Linked DNA regions of Mus musculus: regions 1, 3 and 4 are each linked to region 2. Evidence: chromatin loops called from intact Hi-C (ENCODE). Cell type or tissue: left cerebral cortex. All regions are shown on one strand. Each heading gives the region's core, and the rest is flanking DNA. Links, peaks and the distances in the headings are about the cores only.

What was found. A loop is a pair of places that touch in the nucleus more often than their neighbours do. Peaks named below come from ENCODE experiments on the same cell type or tissue, not always from the same donor. Only the 100,000 strongest peaks of a DNase experiment are listed, where the experiment ranks them.
Region 1: it touches region 2 in a loop (3-fold over the local background); 4 of 42 quality-filtered maps call a loop at or near these places.
Region 3: a loop joins it to region 2, with 6 times the contacts of the local background. A loop is called at or near these places in 2 of 42 quality-filtered maps.
Region 4: it touches region 2 in a loop (5-fold over the local background); 3 of 42 quality-filtered maps call a loop at or near these places.

Annotation. Positions count from the first base shown.
Region 1 is chr2:62,512,798-62,517,797 of GRCm38, forward strand. It overlaps Fap (fibroblast activation protein), which reads right to left. Exons shown (of 26, transcript NM_007986.3): 20 at 4,723-4,917. Among named protein-coding and RNA genes, the nearest start is that of Gcg, 32 kb to the left of the region's middle. In left cerebral cortex, for the core only: no CTCF peak of the experiment used is centred there; DNase peaks (open chromatin) are centred at 877, 1,960 and 2,280; H3K27ac peaks cover 4,051 bases.
Region 2 is chr2:62,572,336-62,579,986 of GRCm38, forward strand. Fap (fibroblast activation protein) reads right to left here and starts at 1,686. Exons shown (of 26, transcript NM_007986.3): 1 at 1,511-1,686; 2 at 1,104-1,188. The coding sequence starts at 1,516. In left cerebral cortex, for the core only: a CTCF peak has its summit at 2,217; DNase peaks (open chromatin) are centred at 64, 257, 1,065, 1,584 and 1 more place; H3K27ac peaks cover 2,816 bases.
Region 3 is chr2:62,497,416-62,505,201 of GRCm38, forward strand. It overlaps Fap (fibroblast activation protein), which reads right to left. Exons shown (of 26, transcript NM_007986.3): 22 at 7,091-7,190; 23 at 5,950-6,014; 24 at 5,385-5,457; 25 at 5,027-5,100; 26 at 3,521-3,873. The coding sequence ends at 3,769. Among named protein-coding and RNA genes, the nearest start is that of Gcg, 18 kb to the left of the region's middle. In left cerebral cortex, for the core only: no CTCF peak of the experiment used is centred there; DNase peaks (open chromatin) are centred at 5,398 and 6,048; H3K27ac peaks cover 3,658 bases.
Region 4 is chr2:62,623,840-62,632,123 of GRCm38, forward strand. All of the region lies in intron 3 of Ifih1 (interferon induced with helicase C domain 1), which reads right to left. Among named protein-coding and RNA genes, the nearest start is that of Gm39839, 8.0 kb to the left of the region's middle. In left cerebral cortex, for the core only: a CTCF peak has its summit at 4,097 (motif pointing left); DNase peaks (open chromatin) are centred at 2,632, 4,146 and 4,721; H3K4me3 peaks cover 275 bases; H3K27ac peaks cover 3,171 bases.

The sequences.
Region 1 (5,000 bases), core at 1-5,000, 60 kb before region 2:
TTCACTGCTGATTCAGTTTTTATTAAAGTTGTATCACTTTATTTGCATAATTGTTGATAACCATCATTTGATATTAAATCCTGTATTCAGTGAAAAACAAATCTATTCTTGCCGTTCAGAGCCCTCCAATTTACTATGGTATGGACAACCAAATATATCTATACGTATCCTTTAAAAATGTTAAATGATTTGCTCGGCTCCATCACATTTCCAAAACGTTTTCAAAATAATTTTTTCCCTTAGGAATAACAGACTACAAAAAAAACAAAAACAAAACAAAACAAACAAACAAACAAAAAAAAACGTTTAAAAGTCCCGGGAAGCCTCCAAAGCAATGTTTGCTGTTCATTTTTACCTTGATTCTCTTGTATTCTAGAGAAAATGAGACTTATTGGGAGAATGGGTTGAGAGCCTCAAGTAAACTTTATAGAGATCAGAAGCAAGGGAAGAAAGAAGGGGTGACCGGAGTGAGTGGGCCCTGGAGAGCGCCACAGCAGACAGATGGAAGGGAGGGACCCCGTGAGGCACAGTCTCCAAAACACATTGGTGTGGCCTCTGCTTTCTCTTTATGCCTTTCTCGTTCGTTCTCCGGAAGTAGAACACGCATGTCTGTTGTTGTTGTTGTTGTTGTTGTTGTTGTTGTTGTTGTTGTTGTTGTTAATGGAATAATGGACTTTCTCCTTTTCTTTTGTTGTTCTGGGAATCGAACCCAGGTCCTTAGGTTTCCTATGCTAGTGCTCTACCTCTGAACCCTTTTTGCCAGCTCTCTAGAATTACTTAAAGGGATTTTATAGCAACCATTTCGCTCATTGCATCGACTCAGCATGCACGTTTCTGACGCACTGAGGAGTTGGGCAAATGCCCGGGACAAACAGATGGGAAGAGGCCCCGTTAGTCACAGCTTACCCGACACGAATTCTGAAGGACACTGAGTGTACAGGGAAGAAATGGAGTAGCGAATGGAAAATTGCTACCTGTGTGGAAGCTGATCAAGGAAAAGCGAGCAGATGTGCAGGAGACGCGTGGCCGGCCCTTCAGCCATTCCCCCACACGTTTCAAAATCAAAATGGGAGTTGAGAAGGTTCGCTTTCTTGTTAAAAGATAGTGTCACTACTGGTGTTGGAAGACAGTTTTGAGCCATAAAATCGGTCATGATTTTATGATCTTGCAGAGGCTAACAATCATATTGCCTTGCATCTGGGGCACAAAGCAAATAACAGGTGATACATAGGAACAGGAAATTCTTATCCGCTCCCTGGCTAGGTTTATTCTGAAAGGATGACATTTACAGGAAATGATAGTTTGGTGGTTAACATGGAAATGAAACATTAACACTTAATGTGGCAGAACTAGGCTAAAGGTTAGCTAGATAATACAAGCTTTTGAGATCAACAAGGCTCCATAAATTTCATCCTCAAAACCTGAAAAGCTTCCTGGAAGGCGAGATATCAGAAACTATTGATAATATGTATTAATCAACACAGTCAAAGTAACACACGAATAAGGTGTTTTTGTAATATTAGAGATTAAATTAAACTTTACATATTTTCCCCACTTTAAAAAAATGACTCTGGGCTAAGGTCATCTTGAAACCTAGTGACTGATTATGCTATTTGAGAAATTTTCTTTTGACACTATCTGTAAGTGTGATAATATATTTTTTCTCTTTCAATTTTTCATCATTAACCCTTAAATCACATAAAATTAAGACTATGGGACTATATACAATGCCGAATATACTCCCAATAAATGGAGCTGACCCTATAATCTCTGAAATTTTGTGATTGTCTTAAATGTGGAATTTTCCAAGAAGCCTGAAGAAACCGTGTTCCTTCTCCTCCAGCACTTGTGAACTCGCTACCATCTGTTCCTTACAGATATTCTCATGCACGGGCAGGCTATGAGGTGAGGTCTGCTCTTCCTCTGTTTTCTACTTTGTTTGCCTTTATTAGCTTGGCTTGGCTGGTACTTACTGTTGTTTTCAAATGCACATGCATGGTTTTCTGTTGACATGTAGAAAATTCGCCTATATAAAATTTTATAAGAGATTCAAGGAAAACAGTTCCGTTTCTGGGTTGATTCGAGAGTGACAGCCAAGGGCTTGCAAACCCGTTTCTTCAAGTTAGGTGTTCACTGTCTGATTCCTAAAAGGCTTCCTTGGGAGATAGGGGGTTGGATCACTCTCGGGATCATCTCAGTCTTTCCTTTTTAGCCTTTTGTGAAGAACTGGATCCTAAGGTCTCTTTTACATGTTCATGTAACAGATTTCAAACAAAGCTAGGGCCAGCCCAGGAGCTCTCTGCACTGCTGCATGTGTTGCCTGAATGGGTCTTGCAGCTGCTCTATGATCTATGCTTCATGAGGGACTTACTAAAAATCCCATCTAACAGTAATGCTTCCCCTTAGAGCACCACCTATCCATGTTTACCAGATTGTAAATGCATTGGAAGCAAGGATTGCACTGCTTTGTACAGAGTGTAATATGGTGACACATATTAAAACCTGGCATGCATTAAGTAGCTGAGCACATGGTAGTGGTATCCTTGCCCTATATCAGGAGAGCTTTCTTTCTCCAGATAACATTCTAGGAAAAAAGGTTCAGGGAAAGAAATGGCCACCAGTTACTGCCTCTATTACATCTTCAATCAAGTACTAAAGACAAGTTAGTATTATTACAAAATTGATAGACAGGATTCAAGACTCTGTGTCTTATACACTGAATGCCAAAAATAACAATTTTCATTAAGGTCCTTACAGGGGCTTCCGATCTATACTTTTATTTCATCCATAAGAGCAAATTAAGGATTCATTTCTTGTTGAGTACTATATCTGTGATAGTAAATCAATGGTCTAAATACCATGACAGAGTTTGCTGTTAGTGAGCTGTGTGATTTCGGTTGTTTTAACCCAAAGCCAAAACAAACCACCCTATAATTCTGTGGAACCTTAGAAAGCATTTAAACTCAAGACACGATGCATAATTTTTTTTATCGTCATGCCTTTGCCAAATTTTTGGTTTTAGTTCAAATATTAACAGACAAGATCCAAGTTATGCCTCTAGCAAATTACCCAAAAAATTAAAGCTGGAAGGCCAACAAATGTGTTCATACTCTTTACAGGGTACATCAAAGTCTGGGAAAACTAAGCTGAGGCTTTAGCTCAGTAGGTAAGGATTTAGCTCCTGGACTTGCCTTCTAACACTGCAAAAACAAAAACAAACAAGCAAAAGCAGAGTACAAAATCCTCTGTTGCTTCAGTGGAGTTAATCTTGAACTGTTTCTTCATTGGACAAAATTCTTCCAAATAAATTAATAGTAAAAATATCAAGTCTGGATCAATGAAGATCATGCAGCTTCCAAAGGTGAGAGGCGAATTATAAATTTTGATGTTCTTTAACAAGATAATCATTAACTTACTATCTCTTATTAAAATTGACTGCTCTGACTGAACAAGTTTTGTCTGTGCATAAATGACTATTCACTAAAGGGAAGAAATGTCAAATGGATAAGTCATGACTGCCTTTCTAAAATAAAATTAGTTACATATGAATCTAAATTTTTCTACTTTGACTAGAGTCAGAAATACAATAAATAGATAGATTGAGAAAGCAAGAAAGCAAGAAAGCAAGAAAGCAAGAAAGCAAGAAAGCAAGAAAGCAAGAAAGCAAGAAAGCAAGAAAGCAAGAAAGAAAGAAAGAAAGAAAGAAAGAAAGAAAGAAAGAAAGAAAGAAAGAAAGAGCTGTCTAGACCTATTTCCTAGCTGTTAAATTAAATTTGTTTTGTATATGTTGATCAATATTGCTAGTATCAGTGACACTAAAGGGATAAGAGATATTCTACTGAGTTTTTTTAAATTGATCTTTGTTGTGAATCATTATTCAGTCTTTAGCTGTTGCAGGTGTAAAATCATCTATATCTATGAGTGCAACCAGCCAGCTAGCCCATAGCTGCCAGACTGGTAGACTCTTATTCACTAGCTTCACTTCCTCACTCTACAGTAAGAAGAGTTCAGGGCAATCCTGTCTACTGTCCTTAGTACGGTAGTGTTTTATCGACAACACTGTTTTAGATTCTAACAAAAGACAATGGGTCCATTAACTGTGGTTAGAAATATAGCTGAGAAAGAAGAAATTAGATCTGTCTTCCTTCTAAATGTTTTCAGAATATCACATCTATTATATGAAAACAGGAGCTTTTTGACAAATGAAAATTGGCATCTACTCTCATGATAGCATAGTAAAAACAACAGCAAGATTATTCACAAATGAACTTCCAACACCTAGGACGTGCAGTGACTATGAAAATCTGAACCAATTCTAAAGAGGTGGACTGACAACAATTGAAGATATTCATGTTTACTAATGATATCACTAAACTTATGTAATTTTTCTTTTTGTCTTTTCAATTGTGGGCCATGGTAATCAATAAAAAGTGCAGTTGGAATGTCTTAGATCTACCAAGCAGTTTTCTTCACCTTTATTAGCCCATTCCCATGAACAGCTTTCCCTTTATTGACCAAGAAGATCCCTTTAAGAATAATAATACATTTGTACCAAGTCAATAAGCCAAACTGAAACAGAATGAAGTCATCAGGAATTGTAAACGTGACTGAAACTATGGCTCAGAGGCAGGACAAACCCATCGTGTTCAGGGGCCCCTGTAGGGTCTACAGCAGTGACGCTGCACTTGTCGTGTGTGGACAGTTTGTTGAAAAGGTGCTCACCTGACAGCTGTGAGCTGGTCCTCAACTTCATATACACCCAGTTTTCGATACACGGCATGCAGGAATTTGTCACCTTGGAAAGCAGTGCCCCGACCATCTACCAGGGCAATGACTATCCCCTCCTTACTTGCGAGATAAGTTATCCAATTAACAGCAAACACAGACTTAACACTCTGGCTGCAAGGACCACCATACCTAAAGGAAAAGAAAAAATAATTTCTGATTTTTTAAAATAAAATCTAGTTTCCCAAGGAGGCTAGCATAGATTTCAGCAGTTC
Region 2 (7,651 bases), core at 1-5,000:
CTTTAGGACATGAAGATGCAAGCTAAAAATTAAAAGTGCAGCTCCAAGGAGACTGCCTTCATCAGGTTATCCTGCACATTGCAATTCTGTGAAAGGATGTGGACATTTTTGAACTCTTCAAGCTTTTGTACGTTGTACATGTTTCAATTTTAAAAAGCAACAGAGAATTCAGGACTGACGTGTTTGCTGGTTCAGGCTGGACCACTAACCCTTGTTCAGAGTCCGTTCACTTTAACCACAGACGTTCCCTGGTTCTGATCAACTCGGAGCATTTGTTCTTCCCAGATCCTATAGTACAGTCTCTGTCACTGTTACATTACATCTCTGCTTTAGAAGCATACATTGCTGTTCATAAGAAGGTTTGGAATAATAGGGGCATAGTTTATTACCAATGGATAATATTAAAATTAAAACTAGTTTCAAAATCAGTGCATAACATCTTCTAGGTCTCAGTCAAGTGACATTGTTGCCAGCCTAAGCCTTTCTGTAAAAATAAAAAACAAACAAACAAACAAACAAACACCCCAACCAATTTACCTTGATAATGTTTGCGTAACTGTAACAAGCCTCTTAATTGAATGACTAATTGCTACTATATATAGAACAAGAGTTTTACTTTTCCTATATGGCTATTCCTGAGATTTCTATTCTGAACATCTTCCTTAAATTTTTTGGAAGCACTATTTAGTGATTTCAAAGCCTCCATAGGTTCTTTTTTTAACGTTTCTATTCTTACTCATTATTTTTTTTCTTGCTACCAGGCAAATCTAGTAATAGAAAACAATGCTAGTTAAAAATACAGTCTTGAGAGGCCTATCAAAGCTTGTCTTCTGCGTGTATTTTGGGGGGGTGGTGGGAGGGGTACAGAATAGCTCTCAGGTTTTTCTGTTGCTGAAATAACACTGTAAAGCTCTTCCTACCCTTACATCGCCAGTATTTCTGGTCTTACACACAACATAACTGTGAACTTATACGTCTTCTTAGAAATAACAGGCTTACTTTGGAAAATAGGCACTTAGGAAATGTTCACCCATTTGAGTTCACACGTTGGTACATTTTCCAGGCTACGCTAGGCAGATGGAGTGAATCAGAAAATTTCTTACCTCTTGAGGGACGTAAGACAATGCATATCACCACTAAAGCAAGCGCAGCCAGGGTGGTAACTCCAAAGACAGTTTTCAGCCATGTCTACATAGAAGAAAATTCGGTTTGGGCTTAGTTCCTCCTGAGAAATGGCAAGATTTTGTCTAACCCTAGATCCTACTTCTCCTTCCCCACAGAGCTTTTGATTGTGTTCCACTGGTCTGGCGGTGATTGCTGGAGCCTTTCCAGTTCTGCTAAGACAAATGTTTCTACAGTATATTTAGAGCCATTTTCTAATCCTAACACACACCGGGAAGTGATACTCAACACACAAATCCCCACCTTCTCTAAAGAATAGAAAACTCTGACCATACTCAGCCCAGGCAGCCTCTACTCTGCGGTCGTCCCCGAGACGGCACGCACTAACCTTCATTTTTCCAGATGTTTTTGCAAGTTAGCTGATTCTCACTGCACAGCGTGGGTCACCGCATCTGTGAAAACTGTTGAAAAGAAGCAAGTCTGTCTTCCACTTGGAAGCTGAAGTCAGGACATGAGTTGCTTCCCGCTCCCCTCCTCCCTTTCCCACGGACTTTTGACTACCGTGCCAAATTTCGAAAGATTTCTGTAAAATTAGAAACAGATTTTGGGGGCGTTCTTGGCCTTTAAGTGAACTATGAGTGGCTGGAGGGAGGCTCTAGAGCTCTCTCATCCTTGTAAATTTACACCAACATCTGCTTAAGTTGTCATACAGAGGCCGTTTTATTTCACCTTTTTGTTGTTGTTCAGGTTTATATTTCATATTCTCCTCAAAAATCACTCGAGTCACTTTAGTAACAATCTTTTCTACACTCCTCTTGTTTGCAGCTGAGAGGAAGGATTTCAAATGGAGAAACTTTTTGAGGGTGCATTGTACATATCAAATGTTTGGGGAAGGGAAGAACAGTGGAGCCAAATCCGGCTTTGTGAGAGGTACACGGTGTGACTGCACACTCTTCTCCCGGGAGCCTATGAGGTGCTGCAGGCACAAATGTTTTTCTTTCAGCACAATTTCTTTGTCCGTATAGCACCATATGCACTTTCAGTAAATACAGAAGTTTAAAAATTCAACTGTCTAAACCCACGGCTGCTTTCCTTTAAAGAAATGAAGCGCCATCTGTTGAAATGTAGTATGGGTTAGGTGTGTTTGCACAGGCTAGAAAGATGGAAAGATCAGCGGGAATAATTTGCCAGCAGACCTTTGGAAGAATGGAAATGGCTTTACAAGAGTGATATTTTTGCTTTGCTCTCAGAATATCTTCTGAGAAAGGAGAACATTTAGTAATTATAAAGACCTTAAAATAAATTTTAAAAAGGCAAGTGAAAAGAGAAGTCATGTGTACTTCATTTTGGCTAAGTCCACATATTTCAAAGTGATCGGTCATCTTGGCAGATCAGTAAAATGACTGAATTCACAACACACACACACACACACACACACACACAGACACAATTTTTTTTTAAACCTTCTCTGTGGTCCAGAGCAATTTCCTAGGGCAGATTCCTGGTTTCCACATGGATACTGTTGCTAGAATATGGTGTCTCCAGTTTTTCCATTGCTGGCTTTCTCAAGAAGTTTGTAATATCTTTTGCCTGACTATGCTAAGTTTCATGCTGATCTTTCACAAACTGTGCATGAAAAATAACGAGAAAACATCACTGTTCTGTGTTGCTGTTTGCTTTAGTTGACTGGTCTGGCTGCCACAGGAAACTTTCTCCACCACAAACCAGCACAGTGGCTTGTGAACTTCCTCCCTGCCATTCTCCAGACAGCTGTCCCTGAATTCTAGCCTTAGGAAAGTTCTGGTGAGCAGAGTGAGTCACTAGTATGCATTGGCAGAGAAGAGTATTCAAAGCCCACTGCAGCTCCCGGATGAATCCCACTCCCCATGCGGTTAATGAGCTATCGATTTACAAATTGAAGCAGTACCAGGCATCATCACAGGTGTACAGTGCACTTACTGACATCTCCATGTGCCTTGATTGTGAGGCGTCAATCCGAGAGAAAGCCATCAGCCGGGTCCCATGTGAACTGCCCTCTAGAGGGTCTTCTCAAATTTGTTGCTTTCTTTGGAACATCCACATAGTACTTTCTCAGAACTTCTGTCCCAGCTCGCCAACGCCCACCCCCCCACCCCCCACCCCCAAAAAAATCAGCAAGTCCTTTGTAGTGAGTGATTCCCAAGACCTCCTTTACTAGACAGAAACTAAATGCAATAAGTGATTAAGGTATAATTAAAATGCATACTGCTAGCTTTAGCAATTAATCATTGTCACATGACTGGTAATGGGTACCACTTAGGACTCCAAAGACTCGTCTGACAGGTTTTATGGAGAAATTGGGACATCTTAAGAAGCAACATTAAGTTGAAAGTACTAGTATACGGGGACATTTTAAGGTTGAATAAACATTTTATTTATGTTTGTATTTTCTTTAGAAAGCTGGTTGAATCTAACTAGAACATCTGGGATAGTTCTAGCTGTTTGAACTGTTTTAAGGAGGATGTGACTGGGTAAATAAGTAAAGATGGTCTCTTGCATATAATTTCATAAGTTAGGAATATATTTCTTGTAACAGAGTTACAGACGGGCTTCTGATCTAGCTTATATCCAAGAGAGGTGTTCAAAAGGTGTGGACATTTAACCATTCAATAGCTTTACCTTTTTTCTCTCTCTTTTGGGGGTCAAAATAAAAATACTTTTAACAAGGTTTTTGTTTTTGCTTTTCCACTAAGAAAAGATGTGTGTGTTTGTGTGTGTGTGTGTGCGTGTGTGTGTGTGTGTGTGTGTGTGTGTACAAAATTAACCATGAGAGGGTCTGTTTACTCAGTGAGCATGCTCTCCTATAAGCATGCAAGATTCATCCATTTTTTTTTCCGATCTTGGAGCTCCTGCTGAGTATTTCAGCCTGGAGGTGTGCTAATCAGGTGAGCACCCTGATTAGTTGGAAATTTCTGTATGGACCTGTGAAAGGGGACAGAAAAGACATGTGATGCACTTGTATAATCCTAAAACAAAATCGCATCATTTGTCAGCATGAGAACTTTTCTCATGAAGCAAATCTGGGTATATTGAAATTATACAGAAACAGACAGAATGACATTGATCCATTAAAAGTTAAAGGCATAGCAGTATAATATAGGCTATGACCCACCTCTTTCCAAATAGGGGACACGTAAGGCTTAGTTTGGAATATGATGACATGAGAACATTGAGTAAGTGAGCAATTCTACATCTCAAGGCTATGAACAGATCTTGCTAAAGGTATTTACTAATGAACAGTAGTTGTTTTTCAAAAATGACTCTGTAGTAGTTTGGAGCTGGAATGGCCTCTAGAGACTCATATTGAAGGGTTGGCCCATAGCTGCTGGAATTGAGGGGAGGTATGGAACACTCTAGAAACTTAAGCTGAAGTGAAGAAGCTAGACCACTGGGAATGTATCCTTGGAGGAGACATACAGGAACCCTGGCCCATTCCTGTCTCCGTTTGCTTCCCAGGCACCATCAGGTGAGCAAGTTTGCCGTACCACCCTTTCGCCATAATGTTTTGCCAACTACAGACTGAGAAACAATGGAGTCAGCATATCACAGGCTGAAACTGTGATTCAAAATAGACCTTTTTTCCTTAAAACTACTCATGTCCATTGATGGAAATAACGAAAAGTGATCAACACAGAAGTTCTCCCTAAAAACACATTTAGTTATGATTCTTGAGAGCATAAAAAAAGAAGTATATTCTAAGAACATAAGTAAAGATAATACATTTTTTACCTAGGGGTGAGAATAAAAGGTTAATTTATTAAACAAAACAGCAATGTCCTTTAATGAATTAGTTATAAGAAGCATAAGGCTACAGTGGAGGCTATACTAGAAACCTGGATTGTATACTCTTTCAATTACAAATGTATTCCTAAAAAGTCCAAAAGCTATAGGGCTATTGCTTGGGAAGCATGCTTATCCAGGACATCAAAGTCTCTCTGCTTGATCCTCAATAGAGAATGAACCTAAGAGCCTAAGAGCTCCTAAAAGCTTGATGTTCAGATCTTCAGTTATAATGATCACTTCTTCCCTATTCTAAACACAGTACTTTAATATATAATTTCATTTTACCTGTGTCCAAACTCATTTACTAATTAGAAAACAGAATCCAGATTAAAAATTAGATAGGTTGCCCAGGATTCAAACAGTGCATAGATGGAAATAAATACATTAATTCAATCTGCTAATTACTTAAGTTGCTTCTAAAGTAATATTGATTAATTGCATTATTGAATGCACTACTGCTTTCCTACTGGGACACTCCTTGGGAGTGTCATAGTATTATTAAAATTTAAACTTAGCCAACCTTCATATCCTTGATCTGCATCATCACTGTGTATTTCTCAAAAGGACACAATCTCACTCCACAAAGACCATGGCTACAGTATTAAGTTGGACAGAGTTTTGTTAGAAAAGGAGCCTAGTAATCAGAGAGATACATATTTTCTGGGGGCTATGTGATTTCTCTTCAAATATGTGAGTAATGTAAGGAATTTGTCAGATTATCATCAAAGAGATTTCTCAGATCCAAGCAAGAATGTGTCCTGACATCTTGAGAGCATATAATAGCTGTCACATAGTTATAGATCTGGAGGGGTGGTGTGATATGGTGTCGATGAGAGAGGATATCACTTAAACTACTTTAAAAATCTAATCTAATTTCTAAAATTATGATTTTGATGTAAGGAAGGATATGAAGAAACATGTCTCTCAGATTATAATTTGTACCCACCACCTTCATAAATGTCATAATTAAATGCCAGTGGTTCATTATCCTATCACGATTAGAAAGTTCTGGAAGCAGAGAGAGTTGTCTATTAAATTAGAACTGGAAAGAAAAATAAACAATCTATTGGCTTCTATGCTATGGACACAAAGACTCAAAAGATAAACTAATGCTTCAATTAAATTTATGTTGTATTTTGTTTTTTTATTTTTATTTTTCTGTTTGGAATTCACAGCATAGTCCAGGCTAGCCTCAAATACCCGATCCTTCCAACTCTGCTTCCTGAAGGAGCCAGAACTGTAGGAATTCACCATGACTGTCTTCAATGACATTGGAAGTACGTCTCCTTTTTAGTGGTTCATCAATATAACTGTATACCTTATTTACTACCATTTCACTAGTTTGTAAAGTTAGAGAATGCCATGATTCATAGTCAGTGTTCATTGGAAACCTTTCTTGAGTCTGACATTTTAATAAACATTTTAAAATTACCATCTCAGTTCATCCACAGAACTTATTGTCTTTACTGTCCCCAATTTTCAGGTGAGAGCAGAGATGCATGGGACATTCAAGCAGCTTTACAAAGTTACACAGCCTTTGAATGGTGTAGAACACAAACCAAGTAGTCTATGAGTGCTAAGGTTCTGGCTGGAGAGAATTTGAGGCCCATGACTGACTTGTATAATGAATGAAACAGAAGGAAGGCTTTGCATGAGCTAGTACACTGGACTTTTACATTGAAAAGAACATGCCCTGATGTGAACAAACGGGAAGGAAAGAGCTGTCATCTGAACAGCAGTAGGTTTGAGCTAAGAAGTGAGTCCTTGCTGACAAGGGTAGACTCAGAAGATACCAATGGGTAAGAGACAAGATATTGCCAACAATTGGAAGCAGAGGGGAGCTGCCTTGAGTCACATTGCATGCAAGTCCTTTATAAAAGAGTGGGAGAAACAGGAGTCCAAATTGGTCAGCTGAACGTGTTCATTGATATTTCTTCCATTAGAGTATAATACAGAGGAAAAGGGATCAGTCAAGTAGCAGTGAAGAAAGTGGAGAAGGCATCATGGGACAACTGTGCAGAGGATAAGCATCTATCAGAGACACACTTAAAAATGGACTACTTTGCTTGGAAAACATGAGGGAAACCAGAACTTACCTGACATTTATAACAGAAGGTAGGAGGGTGAGATGGAGCTGAAAAGACCAGTTGGACACAAATATATGGACATTTTCCCTTTGTTTGCAAAGGAATTTGCAACCAGGCACTAATGTCAAACTAGAAGTAGATTTACATTTAAATGATATCAAGGTTGTTACCAAAAGAGTATCAAGACACTAGCACACCAAAGCCAAGCCATCCTCCAGTTTAATGGCTTCATCTGTACCCTTAGATCTGACATCCCTGTACAAGGGTATTTGTTCTTATTCTTTTTTGTTTGTTTATTTTGTTTTGTTTTGTTTTCTGAGATAGGGTTTCTCTGTGTAGCCCTGGCTGTCCTGGAACTCATTCTGTAGGCTGGCCTCAAACTCAGAAATCTGCCTGCCTCTGCCTCCCAAGTGCTGGGATTAAAGGCATGTGCCACCACTGCCCAGCTTGTTCTTATTCTTATTTTCAAATCTAAACTCTAAAGCATGAAAAAATGAATACAGCCAAGTTGAATAAGTAGGAGAAAAAAACATACAAAGGAGAGAACAACAAGAGCCATTAGATAATCATGGGAATTGAAGCATACATTTATTTAAATTATTTTTTATGAAACCTTGCTG
Region 3 (7,786 bases), core at 2,787-7,786, 72 kb before region 2:
GCACAGATGACTCTGTCTTAGCAGGTCAATGAACAGTAATTATCAAAGAAGGAAGCTGGTCTGTCAGTCAGGCCATTGCTGAAACCTCGGCCTGACTGTGTCTCTCTCATTCACAGAGCACAGACTTTCCATAACCACAGAGCAAAGGGTGCATTGCTATAGCAGCAAATATTTGTTAAAACATAGGGTGTCATAGCAGGTTCTTAAATGAAGTACTCAGTAATTGAGTATTAATTAGAAGCGAACAAAATGAAATCTTAAGTCTCCAGCTTGCCAAAGACATTACCTGTGTGTCAAAAGAAGTGTTTGCGACCAGCATGCTGGGTTTGCATGCCAATGATTTGAGCAGGTGGTCATTAGGGGCTTTTTCTGCAAGCCAAATCATTTTCTCCCTGAATAGCTTGGAGAGTTCCAGACCCTAATTTCTCCCTGAATTAAAAATTATCCCACTCCAAATTGCTAAGGTACCTGTCTGCTACACAGAGGACGTATAGCAACAGAGCTTTCTCAAACTGGGAAGGATTTACTGCACTCACGATCTTTCAGCCTGCCTTATTGGATAAACTCAAAATATCTGCTTTATTGATTCAATTTGAAATCTATGTTAGGTGCCTTCTTTCTTCCTTACAAACAGCATAATTGAAAGCATTGTTTTGGTAGACTCTTCTAAGAAGACCACATAATCACCGTTTAAATTAGTCCTAATTCATTTTACATTTGCTTATTTTACTTTCCCAGAACTAATTTTTTTTAACAATTAGAACATCTGAATTTTAATTACGTTACCATCAAGAAGCTCATTAAAGTCACTTAATTGGCAACATTTCCAAAAAAACCTTAGCTGGGTTTAATATATTTTAAAGAGTTACTGTCAAAGTATAATTTCACCATTACAAACAGCTTGGCAACAACATTTGCATAAAGATCTGTCAGCTTCTGAAAAAAATGCTTAAATGTTGGGAAAATCAGATTCGTTAAGTCGCCTTTCCTGAAACAGCCTACAAATGGAGAAATTGTCACATACATTCCTCCTTATAACCCCTGAAGTACACACACCATGCCAACACAGGGAGTCAGGAAATCTTCCCTGAAGGAAATAAATAACACACTTTGCAATCGGAGGTAGATACATTAAAAAAAAAATGTCAGAAGTTCCCTATTTGTGTTAACTTTAACCAAATTTCTCATGTGCCTGCTTCTGCTTCCTCAACCCTCTAAGAAATATAGATTGTCATTTAAAACTTTGAAAGTTTTCTAAGTATTTCCGTGGCCACTACCACAGAGTAATCTCTTGGTTGCGGTAGGTATAAACTTTGCATATGCAGTTTGTAACGTTAGGAGTTCCCTCTCCAAGTACACCCAAGACTAAAATGTAGAAAAAATAGGAATATTAGTGTGCCAGTTTTTAAAGGAAAAGAGATACAGCGTTCTAGAGGCATCCATTTAATTTGGTGTTTTCAACCTAAAACAGCCCCCCACCCCCTTTGCTCTTTACTGCCATTCTGTTCTTCCAAGCCCAAAGAGGAATCTAGTAGAGCAGAACAAAATGTAAACACTAACGAATTTCTAGTCAAATCGCTGCCTTTCCCTCCTTAGCGTATTGCAATGTCTGGTACACAGCCAGATTCAACACATGTCTGTTGAATGAACCTGTTAATGAATGAGCAGACATAGTGAAGCCCTGAGGAGGACCTAGATGTTTCTACACAGAAGCCCAGGCTTGGATCCATCAAGGGCAATGTAGAAAACCTCAATCTCTCATAACTATAGAGGTGCGCACCTCATAAGCCACTTGTAAAGCTTTCTCTGTTAGTATATTGGAGGGCTCGGGCCATGGCGATCACTCTAGGATATGGCTATTCACTACTGCTTTCTGTGCTGATGGAACTAGCCTATGTCAACTACTACTCCACAGTGTTGATACGGTGAAAGTGCTATATTTTAATTGCATTTAATTTTTATTCATTTAAGACAGCCACAAATGGTCAGTGGCTACAGTAGGCTTCCACAGTGTGTAGAGATGTGGAGGAATATGGCATATTGGAAGAAATTCAGATTTTATGGAGGCTGGTGACTGGAGAAAGGCTTGGTAAATCTGCATGGGAAGGGTTGTCCAAGGCTCCATGTGTCAGGGAGTTGAGTGTAAAGATTCATTGGTACACGGGGAGTATCCCTGGGAATTTCAAAGTAGGGAAAGAGCCTGAACAGATTTGTCTTTTGGTAGTTCTGTGAGGCCAGAAGCAAAGGTCTGAAACTCAAAGTCACTTCCTGTCTATTAATATAGAAATGGCTTTGCAAAGCCCACAAACATATCTGTTGATATAACAAGATTCTGATAGTCATCTTGTTTGCAAGTCTTGGGTAAAGTGGCTCTAGGAAATACCTGTGGTTATTGTCTCCTCCCAAGCAGGCAAACTCTGAGGGCTCTTCTGGGCTTACGTCAGATGCTGTGCTGTGGAAAATTGAAAGTAAGGGAGCAGAATTCTCTGTGGCTCATGACATCAGTCACTTAGTGCAGGGAGAGATGGATGGCCTTTTGGATCTGTAAAGGTCCTTCCATATTCCCCACTACTCAGCATCTCTGTCACTGTCAGAGGCAGGGCTATGTGGCCAGAGTGAGAATCATGTTTCAAAACGGGGCAGTAGAAAGGATTTGGAGTTGAGAAGTGTCTGAAAAAATAAAACTAAAAGATAGTGTAATCTATGGACCTTATAACCATCTATCTATCCTTGCTTCGATTGGTTCTTCCAGATGTAGAAATGAAAGGAGGCTTTCAGACATGGTATCTTGTAAGCAGAAAGGAAGAATTAAGTTTGGGGTAAGGAGAGAGAACACAGGGAAAGTCCAGAGCTGAGAAACATACCTTCTAGACATTGTCTTGGTGGATGCTTCCAAATTCACTCCTGTGTATCTTCTGGTGTCCTGGTGTGGCTTTAAATTTTTTTTCTGTGGAAATCACAGAGTTGGCAAACTGCCCAAAATTTCTAATTGATGCTGGGCATTATAACTTTCTCTTCTTTGAAATGAGCTTTAGAATGTAAAACTCCAGGGAGACTTTACAGACGCAAAACTTGCTCCTTCAGAGTTTTATTTTTGTTAGTTTAACTTAGTAATTTAGGAATCTGAGGCCGAGTTAATTACTAATTCCTACAGAGATTCAATGTAATCCCTTCCAGATTTAATATATTTCTTAAAAGGAACCCGCATTGAAAAATTTGGCTTTATCCTCACCCAGCACATCTGAAGACGCTGGAGAAATCTTTGGAAGTAAAGTTAAGAAACATTTCTTGGAGGTAGAGCAGAAAGTGCAGACATCTCGGACTCGATTCATTGCGTGATCTGAACTGTGCCTTTCTACGCGCTGTGCTCTTGGTCTCAGGATTTGGGGTTCTCATTACAGAAACCCAAAACCGCATCCAGCTTCTCCTCTTCTGTGACCATGTGTCAGGCATGTCTTTTTCCTATTAGGAGCAATTTTCCCAATAGGACATGTAGTGTGGAATTAGTGCACACAAACAACACGCTATAACCTGAGCATCTGACTTTATTTCCGCTACCCGGCAATGAACAGGTGATAAAACATTGTGTCCAAAGCAAGATGTGTGGCTCCCCTTTTCTCTTCTTTCACAGAGCATAGGGAAATGTAAACAATACCGAGCCTAACCTCCTGAGCCCTCCTAAATTTTTAGCGGCTTTTACAATATTCATGGTCCAAGTCGTCCATGTGAAGCCTTCAGACTGTCCTACACGCTAGTACTTGCATTGGTTCAGTCTGATAAAGAAAAGCATTGCTTGAGGAAGTGCGTCATGTGGGTATATAAATGATTCTGGGAGCGCCCAGATGATATACCATGGTTCTGGTCAGAGTACCACTGCAATAAAAAGGGGAAAAACAAAACATGTTTTATTCCTAGAGCCCAGATAGAACTGGTGCATTAAGTCTGTTGCTTTGCTTCTTGGCCACTTGGGTTTTTCATTTGAAAAGTAAAAGCATTGCATTTAATTTTCCCTAGGAAAATGGGAGCTCAAAAACTCCATGAGGTGTTTGGCCTGTAAATCTAATTCTCCTCTGTTTCAGAAAAAAAAAATCATGTAGTAAATCACATATAATCATAAGTACATTTGATGGGACTTTAAAACATTGTTGTAGAGGAAAAAAGAGAGGGGATAACATAATTTTAAACTTTATATTTGGAGAGATTCCAGTAAGATTATTGTCTTCATTGCATAAGTGCGGCAAGGGTTGTGATGTAATGCTATAAATTTACTTAGCTGAGTTTCTTTCAGGAAGTCAGAATAAACAGAGGCCATAAAACAGATCTCATCTCACTTCTTGTAACCTGCATTTAAAAAATCTGAACCTCTAAAAGATGAGATACACCCTTCCTGGAGTCCTCTCCTATACAAGCAATTGAGGGAAGAAAATATATTTGCTGAAGGGAGAAGAACATGACTACCAATGGCTGCCCCCACTGTTGGTCTAACTGCCTCCTCTAATCTCACTTCACATTCTTTTTGCTACCTGGAGCCCAGGTGCCAGACACTGAGCATACACAGAGGAACCTTTCTCTGACTCTAAGTGGACCTGCAGGAACTCAGGCGGTCACTGAGATTCCAGGAACGGTCTGCAATTGTTTCTTCCTGAATTAACAGAACCTGTTAGCTGCTCTGAGACTCCTAGGTTCTGTAGGAACTCTGAACATGTGCCTACACATATTCACCTAGTCCTGCAGAACCATTAGATATCTGGGCTGTTTAATCCTGTAAATTATCATATTCTATACAAAGCCCATAGGTGGTGGTATGACTTACCTTTGGCCCTTGATGGGCTTCAGAAAAAGTCCAAGATTCATTTACTAATACTCTGCTCTTTCTATTCTCTAGTTATGCTTTCAGGTATACACACACACACACACACACACACACACACACACACACACACACACACACACACACACAAGAACCCTCTCTTTTAGCTTGGTGGTAGTCAAAGGCCATGAACTAGGATGAAACAGGATCATGTACCATCGCCTGGAAATCCACTTGTGCATTAACCAAAGCTTTAGCAATCTGTGCTGAGTTCTGAAAGTGCACATTATCTGCAACAAAGAGAGAGCAAGAGAGAGAGAGAAAGAGAGAGTTAAAGTGCTGCTAAATACCAGAGAGCCTAGAGTGACAATGCACTGCCTGGAAATGAACACCAACAATTATCTAGTCATGCATTTGACATTGTCAGCAACGAGCGATCACGCTCAAATATGGAAATGTCCCTGACTCTTAGGTACTGACCCTGAGCACAGGCAAAGGAGGATGCTTAATGTTTCTTAAACAAAGTGATGCTGGCTCAGTATTTTTATGTGTAAGAGTCTTGCTTAAACCTCACCATCTGCTGTTCCGTGGATGAGAAGATAGTCTACATTTCTGAAATATTCTGCTCTTGCCATCACAGTTGAATTCTGGAAAAGAAGAAAAATTAACATTTTAGTTGCTGCAAAGTTCTAATAGAAAACTAGCTAAATCATTGTGCAATGGACTTCGCACCAATACTGAAATTATGTATTGCTTTGGTTGATAAATATTTAAGAGTCAGAGCAACACATTTTCATCATCATTTGCATTACTTCCATCTGATTCTTAGTTTGAAAAACTGAAAGTTTATGTGTCATATGTTACATATGAGTGAGACCTTAGGCATAAATGATACCCGCTCAAGCTGTGTAGGCGTTGGGGGTGGGGAGCAGAGATGAGAAAAGGGAGGTTAGATTGGAGAGAGAATAGAATCCTCAAAGAGTAAAATTTCTTTCTAGTGATGCTTTTGCAGTTAACAAAAGATCATAATTTTTGCCTGGGGATCCAGAACTGAATTTGCAAACTCTGAATCACTGTTTTAAAATTACTTAACACGTTTGAAATAAATTAGTGACCTAGATACAATGGGAAATGCTTACTTTATAGTGTTCGAGATTGTCGTCCTTTGTTGGGAGGCCCATGAATCTCTCTGAGTAGATAGATGCTGTAAAAATACACAGGAACATGCTATTTCCATTTTATACATGCCATTTCTCGATCTTACATAACTCCTACAATAGTAAGTGTGCCCCAGTTCTCCCGTGGGAAGACTCTGAGGTACACTCCTGTTTTACTTGGTGTCATGGTACATCTCAATGAATATGTCATTTCTGCAGCTCACCTCAGTGAGGTTCCAGAAACAATGCAGAGACTTTATGGAAACACGAGTGGCTAAGTGATTCTTTTTCACAGGCTGCTTTTAAGCTCTTTTCAGTTGCTCTCCTTGGAGGAATGTGGAGATAGGAAGGGCCTCATTATATTTGAAAATAAACTGCAAAATCCACCTCCTCTGGTCTCTTCACTAGTGTCTTGTTTCATCTGGGATGAAAATGTGTCTCCCAGACTTACTTGCCTCAACACCATAGACACAAATTCAAACACACAGTCATATACCTTTCTGAATAAAGATTCTCTGTAAGGCATGAATGTCTCTCATTTTTACTCCAGTGTGGAAAAGAGAAAATAGCAAAAGCTATATTTGTTTTTGCACAATTATTAGAATTACTTTTAAATAAGCATTTTATATTGGGGTTAATAAAGAAAACAGGCACTCACGGGAATAGTTAGCTCCCAATTTATATATAATCTCTCTCTCTCTCTCTCTCTCTCTCTCACACACACACACACACACACACACACACACACACATATATATATATATAATTCATTCCTTGGCCCTTGACTTTGCAAAACATATGCTTAAAAGTAATCATTGCTGGAGTTATGTGCCTTCAAAAACAGAGTTAGCTCTGATGTTAAAGATTTTTTTTCCACAAGAGATCAAAGTTTGTGGGAGAAAATAAAAATATAGGATCTGTGAAGAGTTCTTTCTCTTTTTAACCACTGGAAGTTAAAGCATGATAGTAATGAGTTATATGAACAACCTCATTTATAGATTATATTTTCCCCAGTGATGCTGAGGTAGACCTTACTGCATAGTTTGCTTTCCTAGCAACCTCAGATATAGAGTAATTATGTGTTAAATGTTTTCACGGCAGCGTTTATGAAATGTTTCCATACCGTAATATTCCCAGCTGGAGACTGGAGCCACTGCTATGCCACATTTGAAAAGACCAGTTCCAGATGCAAGGGCCAGGGATGAAACATAACCTCCGTAGGACTGTAGAGACATTGTTATTGGTCAGCCCCAGACACAAGCTCAAAAGCATCTCTGTGTTTTTAAAGTCTACACATAATAAGAATGGGGGGGGGGTGGCTGGGTCACTCTGAGGAGGAGGTTAAATGTGTACCAGGTACAACAGCAGCAAACTACAATAGTAAATTTATCTCTGATAAATCAGATAACAATTAATGGCTGGAACAAAGCAAAGTCCCTGAAAACAGGGTAGGCAATGTTTAAGAGATAAACGTAATTACAACGTTTCTGTAAAACTTCAAAACTCTCTCTCTCTCTTTCTCTCTTTCTCTCTTTCTTTCTTTCTTTCTTTCTTTCTTTCTTTCTTTCTTTCTTTCTTTCTTTCTTTCTTTCTTTCTTTCTTTCTTTCCTTCCTTCCTTCTTTCTTCTTTCTTTCTTTCTTTCTTTCTTTCTTTCTTTCTTTCTTTCTTTCTTTCTTTCTTTCTTTCTTTCTTAGATCTTTCTAGGTCTTTGTTAAACAAGAAACCAAACCAACCAACCAACCAACCAACCAACCAACCAACCAGGATTCTACTTGAAAGAGATGCACAGAAAAAGGGAATTGTTTCCAAACTGTAAGA
Region 4 (8,284 bases), core at 1,757-6,756, 53 kb after region 2:
AAAGCAACTTTTAAACAAAAATTAGTATATATATTAAAAAAAAACCACTGGGCTGTTTCATGTAAAAAATGATAGTGGAATGAGCAAGGTATAAAATTTAATAAAGTATACAGAGCTGCTGACCAGCTATGGAATTACCCTTCCAGAGATAAATAAACATGAATTCAAAGAGCTGAAAAGGGATCTTCTCAAAGAGAACATGACTGACGTTTGGCATTACATTCGCTAGAGTCTGTGAGTCTGGAAGTGTTTCTCTTTACTATAATTACAGGAAGCTGCCATCAACCAGAAGTATGAATGGCAAGTGTATGCCCTTCACTGGGTCCCATGGCTGCTCTCCCAGGTCAGGGTCATTCATTTTTGACACCCTCCTTTCTTCTCCAGCTCATCTCCCAAGATGTACGCTGTCTCGTTGTCAAGGATCAGAACTAACATTCAACTGAGAAATCTCAGGGCACAGGAGTTCTTGAAGCTGACTTGGAATCAGAAAGACCTGTGAAACTTGCTGCTCAGGTTGCTGGGATCCTAGGCCCCTCTTATGTAAGGTGGGTGTGGTATCAATTACCTTTTACAATTTGATATCTACTGTGCAACGCTAGACACAATATCCCGCTGGCAGGAGAGCTTCATTGAAATGAAAATCAAATGATGCTCTCCTACCTATAAAAAGGATGTGACATTCTATCTTATAATGTTCTTGTAATTAGTTCTAGTGTGTAATAGTTATACTTATAACTCATTAGGCAATTATCATTTCATTTCCAAACACTAGTAAACTATATTAAGATATCTGTAAGTTATTTAAAACTAGTATCATTATAATTCCAGTTCTAGACATATAGGCCAAAACATATCAGTGCCACATTTTCTAGCACTGAAATAGGAATAGACGAAAGCAGGTACACAGTGTATCACTGGTATATTATTGGTATATTATTGGCTTGAGAAGGAAAAGCTGTACAGTTCAAGGTTACCAGTACATTCTTCATGTTATGAGGTTACTCATTCTGAACCAGATGAATCCAGCTTCATTATGAAGGCCACTCCTTTTGAGTGTATGGTTAATGAGTTTGACAAACATTTCCCGTTCTGCCTGTAGCCACTACTACAATGACGATGTATCCATCATCCTACAAGTCCGCTCAAGCTGCTTTGCTCTCAACACTTTCTTCCTGTCCCTTGCCTGTCTCTGGTCTGGTTCCTGACTCCATGGCTTTACCCTTTCCAGAATGCCATGGTATGGTGGATTCATGCACCATACAGCCTTCCTTTAACTTAAAGGAATATTTGAGAGTCATTCACGCCTTGTGTGTATCAGTCATTCCCTGCTTTTTGTTGTTGTGCCTTTGTTCCTGTGAAGTATGTTCTTGGCATATTAGGCCTCTCCCTACAATTTGATTTAGTCCATTGACATCGAATGATAACATAGAAATTCAGCCCATGCTAATCAAACATGTGAGACATCATCGTCAAAGATTAGAAGCTGAAAAGGAAGTTGTGCAAAGACTCTCAATGGACATACATACTGTTTAAGTATATTAGCACAACATAAATACACTAATGTGAAAATACTGTGCTTATCAGTTGTCACAGATTAGCTCCGGAACTCAGATTTGAGGAATCCCTCATGATTACACGGGAAAACCTGTATATCTCACAGAGAGATTTTAAATATGGCACTTTGCAATTCCCAGAGGTATGTCTTGTTAGAAGCTCAGAGGCGAGTGTGGGATAGAACTGTCAAGTCGAAGAGCGTTTTGGGCAGATGTACTGATGAAAAGAGAATATGATTTGTAAGGGAAAGGCAAGGTGTAAAATGAGATGGGAAAATGTCATTGCAAAGATAATTCCACGTCTAGACATATAGGCCAAGATTTCTGTGGCAAAAAGTAAATTTCGACATATTTTCCATTTGTTATTTTAAATGTAGAGTTGAGAGCTGGAGTATATTAAAGTGGCCAGAAAATGCCAATAAATATAATCTAGAAATTAGGTATCGTTTCTGATACATTTTTTCAGTGAGTGTAATAGGTATGGAGATCCTATTTGACCTTTGCCTTCATTTTCCAATAATTAGCAATCAAACTATAATCTTAAGCTTATTCTCAGCATACATAAAGTCAAGAATTTTCCCCAGCTTTGTTCTAGTATATGTGAGTTTGTGGTGGAAGCTTTAAATAGAGTGAAGAGATAATTTATTGATAATTATTAATTGATAATATTAATTAGTATTGCTACTAAATACAGAGCATGGTTGATTAAGTTCATTATTTGGTTATGCAGATTTCACAATGAAATCTTGCCCAGTGGCAAAACACTGAGCTCAAAGCTTTCCCCAGATATAATGCAAATTATGATAGCCTCTTCTGCAGTAGATACCCCCATTAGCACATCAACTTTATAGGTGAGAAACAGATACTCAAAGAGGTTCAATGATTCATCCATGTCACCCAGCATCTCAGGGTTTCTTACTCACAGCAAGCACGGCTCACCAATTGAGTGCAGGAGCTCTTTAAGCTTCTGCATCCTTGGTGCTAAAGGAAATGAAGCTCACGTTAAGAAATCAATTTTGCCGCAATGTCAAATTTTCCATAAAAACTTAAACCATCTTATCTTTCCAAGAAACAAGTTAAGAGAGACGTTTGCACGTTGCTAAGATATTCTGACTCACGGATGGACACCACCAACTTTCCACCCATTCCTCCACACTCACGTCTGCACGCACATCACCAAGGGACACTTCTGTCTTCAAAGCACAAACTCATTTGCAGCAGCTCTGTTTGAGATAACTGTAGCAGCAAGGAGGCCAGAGCGCTCCATTGCTTTGTTCAAAGTGTATACAAACACCCAGCTTCTCCTTCCTCAGAAAAATAAAAAAAAATTAAATAAAATAATGTACTTTCCCAAGCAGCACATTTTTGTGCAATTTTATTTGTTCTTTCTTAGAAATAGAGTTATTAAAAAGAAAACAAATTTATCATTAAAGAAAGTCGTATATCTCCAGCAACACTAAAACTTCCTTCCCTGTAGTTTTTGTTTGAATTCAATTTAAGAAAATGTGCATGCATGTGGGCATATGCACACATGTACACATACACACACCTCCAGAAAAGCAATACCAAGAAATGATTGACCTATTATGTTACAACAACAGCAAACAATGTTTTAAGTTTATGCACCAAAATGGAATTGCTACAACTGATTTACTTAGGATTCTCTTGTTTTTGTCTTTGAATTTTTCAAGGCAGGTCAATCTGGGAGGTTCCAATATCCACAGTCATGTATGTTGCATGTTTCCTTTTAAAGAAGACACACAAATTAGAGGCTGAAGTTAGGGCTTTGCTTTGAAGAGGACAGGTGTGTTGGAGACCATTGTAGTCTCCCAGATCTGAGTTCAGCCACTGCTCACAGGTGGCTTGCTTTTATTTAAAAATATATAGTCACTTCTATAGTTTTAAATTTTATTGTCATAATGATCCTGTTAAATCAGGGACAAGAAGGGGAATAAATTCAAACTCTTGTAGAGTTGTATCAAATATTGGAATCATAGTGTTAAGTGGGTTTAATTGACTTTTACATATGTCATTTTCTTCTAAGGGAATTATCAAAGCCAACTAAAAAATAAATTTGAAAATGGCAGTCATGTCTATTAATATAGTTGTCTATATCTAATTAATTGTAAACACAGAAAGTTATACTTGTTCAATTATGAGATAGAATGGATTTTCAAAATAAGAAAAATAAAGAATAATAACTTAACAAGTAAGATAAAAACAATAGCTTTGCTTACAATGACAGTAGATCTCTAAGAGGGGCTGTAAAACCATGTCCGGGGGGGGGGGGGAGGCAAAAACTCTTCATTTTGGAAACACGTTTTGAATATCTTGGTAACAGTAAAAAAAATTACTGGAATCTAAGAAAATTTTTATTTTAACATGCTATAGACCTCAAATACTTTTAAAACATTTTAAAATTGTTTAGAAACCAAAAAAAAAAAAAAAGCAATAAAATATTGAAAGAAAAAAATAGAGAAGGGGGGGGGGTTGGCGAGTTTAAATTCATTTTCGTGCAACGTCTGCCCTCTGCTGGAATATACTAATATAGCAAGCAATGAACAATACTGTGTTTTCTTCAAGGAGCTGGGCTTCCTTAGGTAAAAACCAACTTCTTTTCCCCCCAGGTAGACTTTCTCCTAGCCTAGAAACTTTTCATTCTACAGACTCTATCTTTTCGTTCTTGCAACAATCCACCATAGCTTTACCGTGATGAAAAGTGGGTTTACATTCTTGGTGAAGAATAATACTCCCTGTTCTACTCTCTCCGGAGCTGGTAGAGACAGGGTCTACACCTCACTGGATCTCATCTCCCAGTGTAGTCTGCTTTTCTCTTACTGTGACCTTGCCTTGAACTTGAGCATCATATCCATATTTCCTCCAGTTTCGTAATCCTCCTGTCAAAGATTATCCCAAAAGCTTGAAGCACGTCCTCATGTTGGAACAGACCCAAGGCTGCTCGGACCCCTTACGCGTGCTTTCTTTCATTCTGCTAATAATACATATTTCCTTTTCTTTAGAAATAACAATCTTTTCTTTGAGAGGAAATAGATTACTTTTATTTTCAGCTCTATGTATATGGATCTACACACACACGCTCACATTTTGGTCTGTCATAGTTCGCTCTGTGTGCCAGGGAACATGTGTTCCTGCAGAATGGAGAGAAGCCACCTCCACCCACCTTGCATATTCTATCCTGGATCCAAGCTTCTAGGAAATGAGTTCCCCAAAGAGAAAAAGAAAATCTCTCTCAGAGCCACAGGCCCACATGGCCATCCACGGAGCTTCTCTCTGCTCCTGTTTATAGATGTGTGTGTGTGTGTGCACACACACACACACACACACACACAGAAATATGTCAGCTAGAATTAAATGTGAATCATTTGTGATGATGTTGGCTTAACTTGTATCATCTCGGCCTGTTAGTTATCCTTTGCGCTGGGGTCCAAACACAGAAAGAACTGATTAAAATATAGGGGTGTAAAAGCTACTATACCCACCAGAAGAGCTTGTTCCTTAACTTAATGATGAAGGCACAATGTTTTGAAGTGTGGTCAGTCACAACTGTAGACCTTGATGACCACACTAGAAGTCTTGACATTAACAGGACCGTGGACTGGAAGATGTGAACTGGAAATGCTTTAAATTCAGAGATGCCTGTTGGAAAGGCTGAAGACTCTAAGCAACCCGAACCAGACAGCAGGGAAGTACAAGTGCAGATATCATTAAGGGTGCACAGGTAATGCTCAACAACAATTCTTGCATTTCTGTCCCCTGCAACCCTGTTACATCACATTTATGACACACCACAGCTTTTGTATAACTTCCCTTACTAATGACATCCACTCAGTCTGAAATGTTATCAGTCACCCCTGTTCATAATCCCACCATAAGGCAGCCCTCCCTGGCTCAGACAAATGTCTGTCCTTCCCTCCTAGCTAAACTTCTTTGGGGTAACCTACCTTCCCACTCAAGTCTGCCTCTGAACCCTTTAACCCCTAGACTTGGGGCTTTTCTTTCCTTTCCATTGATTTTCCATGGCGTAATTACTGTTTCTTCTTGGGAGCATGTAATATCTGTTTTCTTACCAAGGTCGTATAATTTTAAGATATGAACACAATGGTTTGGTATGATCTGACCAACTCACTTCCTTCTTGCTGGGAGTCTGGCTTTCAGTCCTTTGCAACTCAGGATAGAGAAGGTAAGATCTGATAAACAAATTAAAATCTGTTATGATTCTGCTAAAAATGTTGTTTGTAGTGATAAAATAAACCAGTCTAAATTAATTTCACTGTAGAATCACACCACTCAGTTTTCATACGGATAAAAATACCTATGGCATTATCGTTGAACTCTGGATGACTGACTGTAGCCCTTTTAAGACAGCTGTGCAGTTGTGAGTCACACAATACGCTCAGTTTGAAAAGAAACATAAAATCCTTTATAAGCATTAATCACAACATATTCATATTCCTTCCTTCCCCTCCCTCTCTCTTCAAATTACTCCCTACCCTTAAATGGCCCCAGTAGCACTGCAAATTCTCAGAAGTCAATGGTAATAACTAAATTTAAGGAAATATAAAAGATAACTCACTCAATTTGAGCCAATTCTGAAACAGTAATATATTGCTACCACAGTGATCTTCCTTTAGCTTCAAATGTTGTGGCATTTATTTCTAGGTTTCTAAAAATCACTAGATTTTCTACAGGATAGTGATATGGAATGTTATTCTGATCCTTAAGTGCAAGGATAAATTTTGTGACACTTTCACAGAAATAAGTATAGACCAAGCCTAAGATTGGTCTTTGGTCTATGAAAAGGAAAACAACAACAAAAACAAAAACAAAAAACAAAAAACAAAATAACAAAACAAAACAACAATAACAAAAAGTGCTGTGACAGATTGGACCAGGGAGAAAGAGGCTGTTTTATAAAGGTCAATTTTTAAAACCCCTCCTACAGAACATGATCTATGCAAAATATATCCACAATATATTCCAAAGCATAATGTCACCGGATAAACCTAAGGAGTTGAACATATGGGGGAATGAAAAAGAAGGTATTACAGTCTGAAAACAAGCAGGTTGGTGAGCTCATTAGCTGGGGTAGAATTTTAAAATCTTCACGTGAACGAATATATAAATCAAAATATACACATGCGTGCTGGGTCATGGGCCCTATGTATTCACACATGGCTAGTTACATTATCATTTTTCACTCTTGGAGAAATCCTTTCTCTTTATAAATGTCAAAGCGCCCTCTGCTGATCATTCTGAGGTACTTGCATTTCTAGAGTCCAAACAAGGTGCTCTAATGGATCCAGAAGAGAAGCTTCCGGGTTTGTTGTTATGCAGTGTTACATAAAAGTGTTTCTTCCAAACTCAATAGCATTTCCCTTGTTTGAAATCTCATTTACTACACTTTTGTTTTACCACGGCACTTTATTTCCTAAATGTAATAATAAAATCTCCAAGTTAAAAGGTAACTACTCACTTGTTTTGACAAAGCAATAACAGATATTTAGAAATGACTCTAACTTTTCTGGAAATGTACAGAATTAAAATAACCCATAGAATGGGTTAAGTCCCTTTGGAGTCTTCCATGTGAATATGGTCTAAGAAAACATCAAAATTCTGTGATATTTTCTTGTTCTAAAATCTCCAGTGACTTCAGAAGGCAGAAGAGGCATCTACATCCCGACAGCCACATTAACAGTTCTAAAATGCGCAGTTGCTGTTTAGAAGTCACTGTGTCAATTTGGGAAAGGCAATGCTTTAAAGAAAACTTTGGTTTATTTTAATTAATAACTACATTTTAAGGGGGGATAGCATCTCTCTTAAACATTTTTCTTTATTTGTGAGAATTTCATACATGTCTTCAATAAAATCATCAATAGACCCCCATTTTCCTCCTCCTGCTTCCCCTAAGCCCCCCACATTTCCCGCAATGTGTCTCCTACCCTACTTCACGTGTGTGTAATCCCAGTCAATTCTGAATGATGAATGAGCGGAGAAGAAGAGATGCCAACACCCCACGTGTGCTGAGAGGGTGAAATGGCCATCTAGAACCTTCCACAGGAGAATTCTAGTCTGTCACCCTTAGAAGGAAGGATAAATGTCATTAAAGATGGGCTCCCGTGCGAGCCACTGCGGTGACTGGCGAGGTGTGAAGGAGTTAGAAGGCTGTAAAAGTGACTCCGAAAGGATCTTCATGGAAAAGCTACTTACATCTAAGGGGCTTAAATGCAACAAACTACCATAAACTAAAAGACATGCTAGCGGGTTCAGCAAGATAATAAGAAATATCCTGACATAAGTTACAAACTTCTCTTTCCTTTTATTACTGCATATTTTTTTTTTAAAAATCCAAGTTTACAAAACGCATGCAGCTTAGGAAACAATATTTGTTGTTGTTGCTGCTGCTGTTGTTACTTCTAACAACTACTAGGGGTATTAGCCCATCTTGCTAGAACACAAAATAAACACACAATATCTTTATCAATAAGCTGTGCATGTCATTCAAATAGATACCAGAACCTATGGCATGCTTCCGCAAATATTTTCACTGTTAACACTAAGAACGACTAGACAGGCAAAATCCTCTATTAAATTTAGCAATAAGTATTGTGAGCCAAGTAACTCCATGGGTGGGATACAGAGATGAGTGGCAGAGCACTTGCCCAGCAGGAGAGAGGCCATAAATCCAGTCATCAGCATTTATCAGCAGCTGC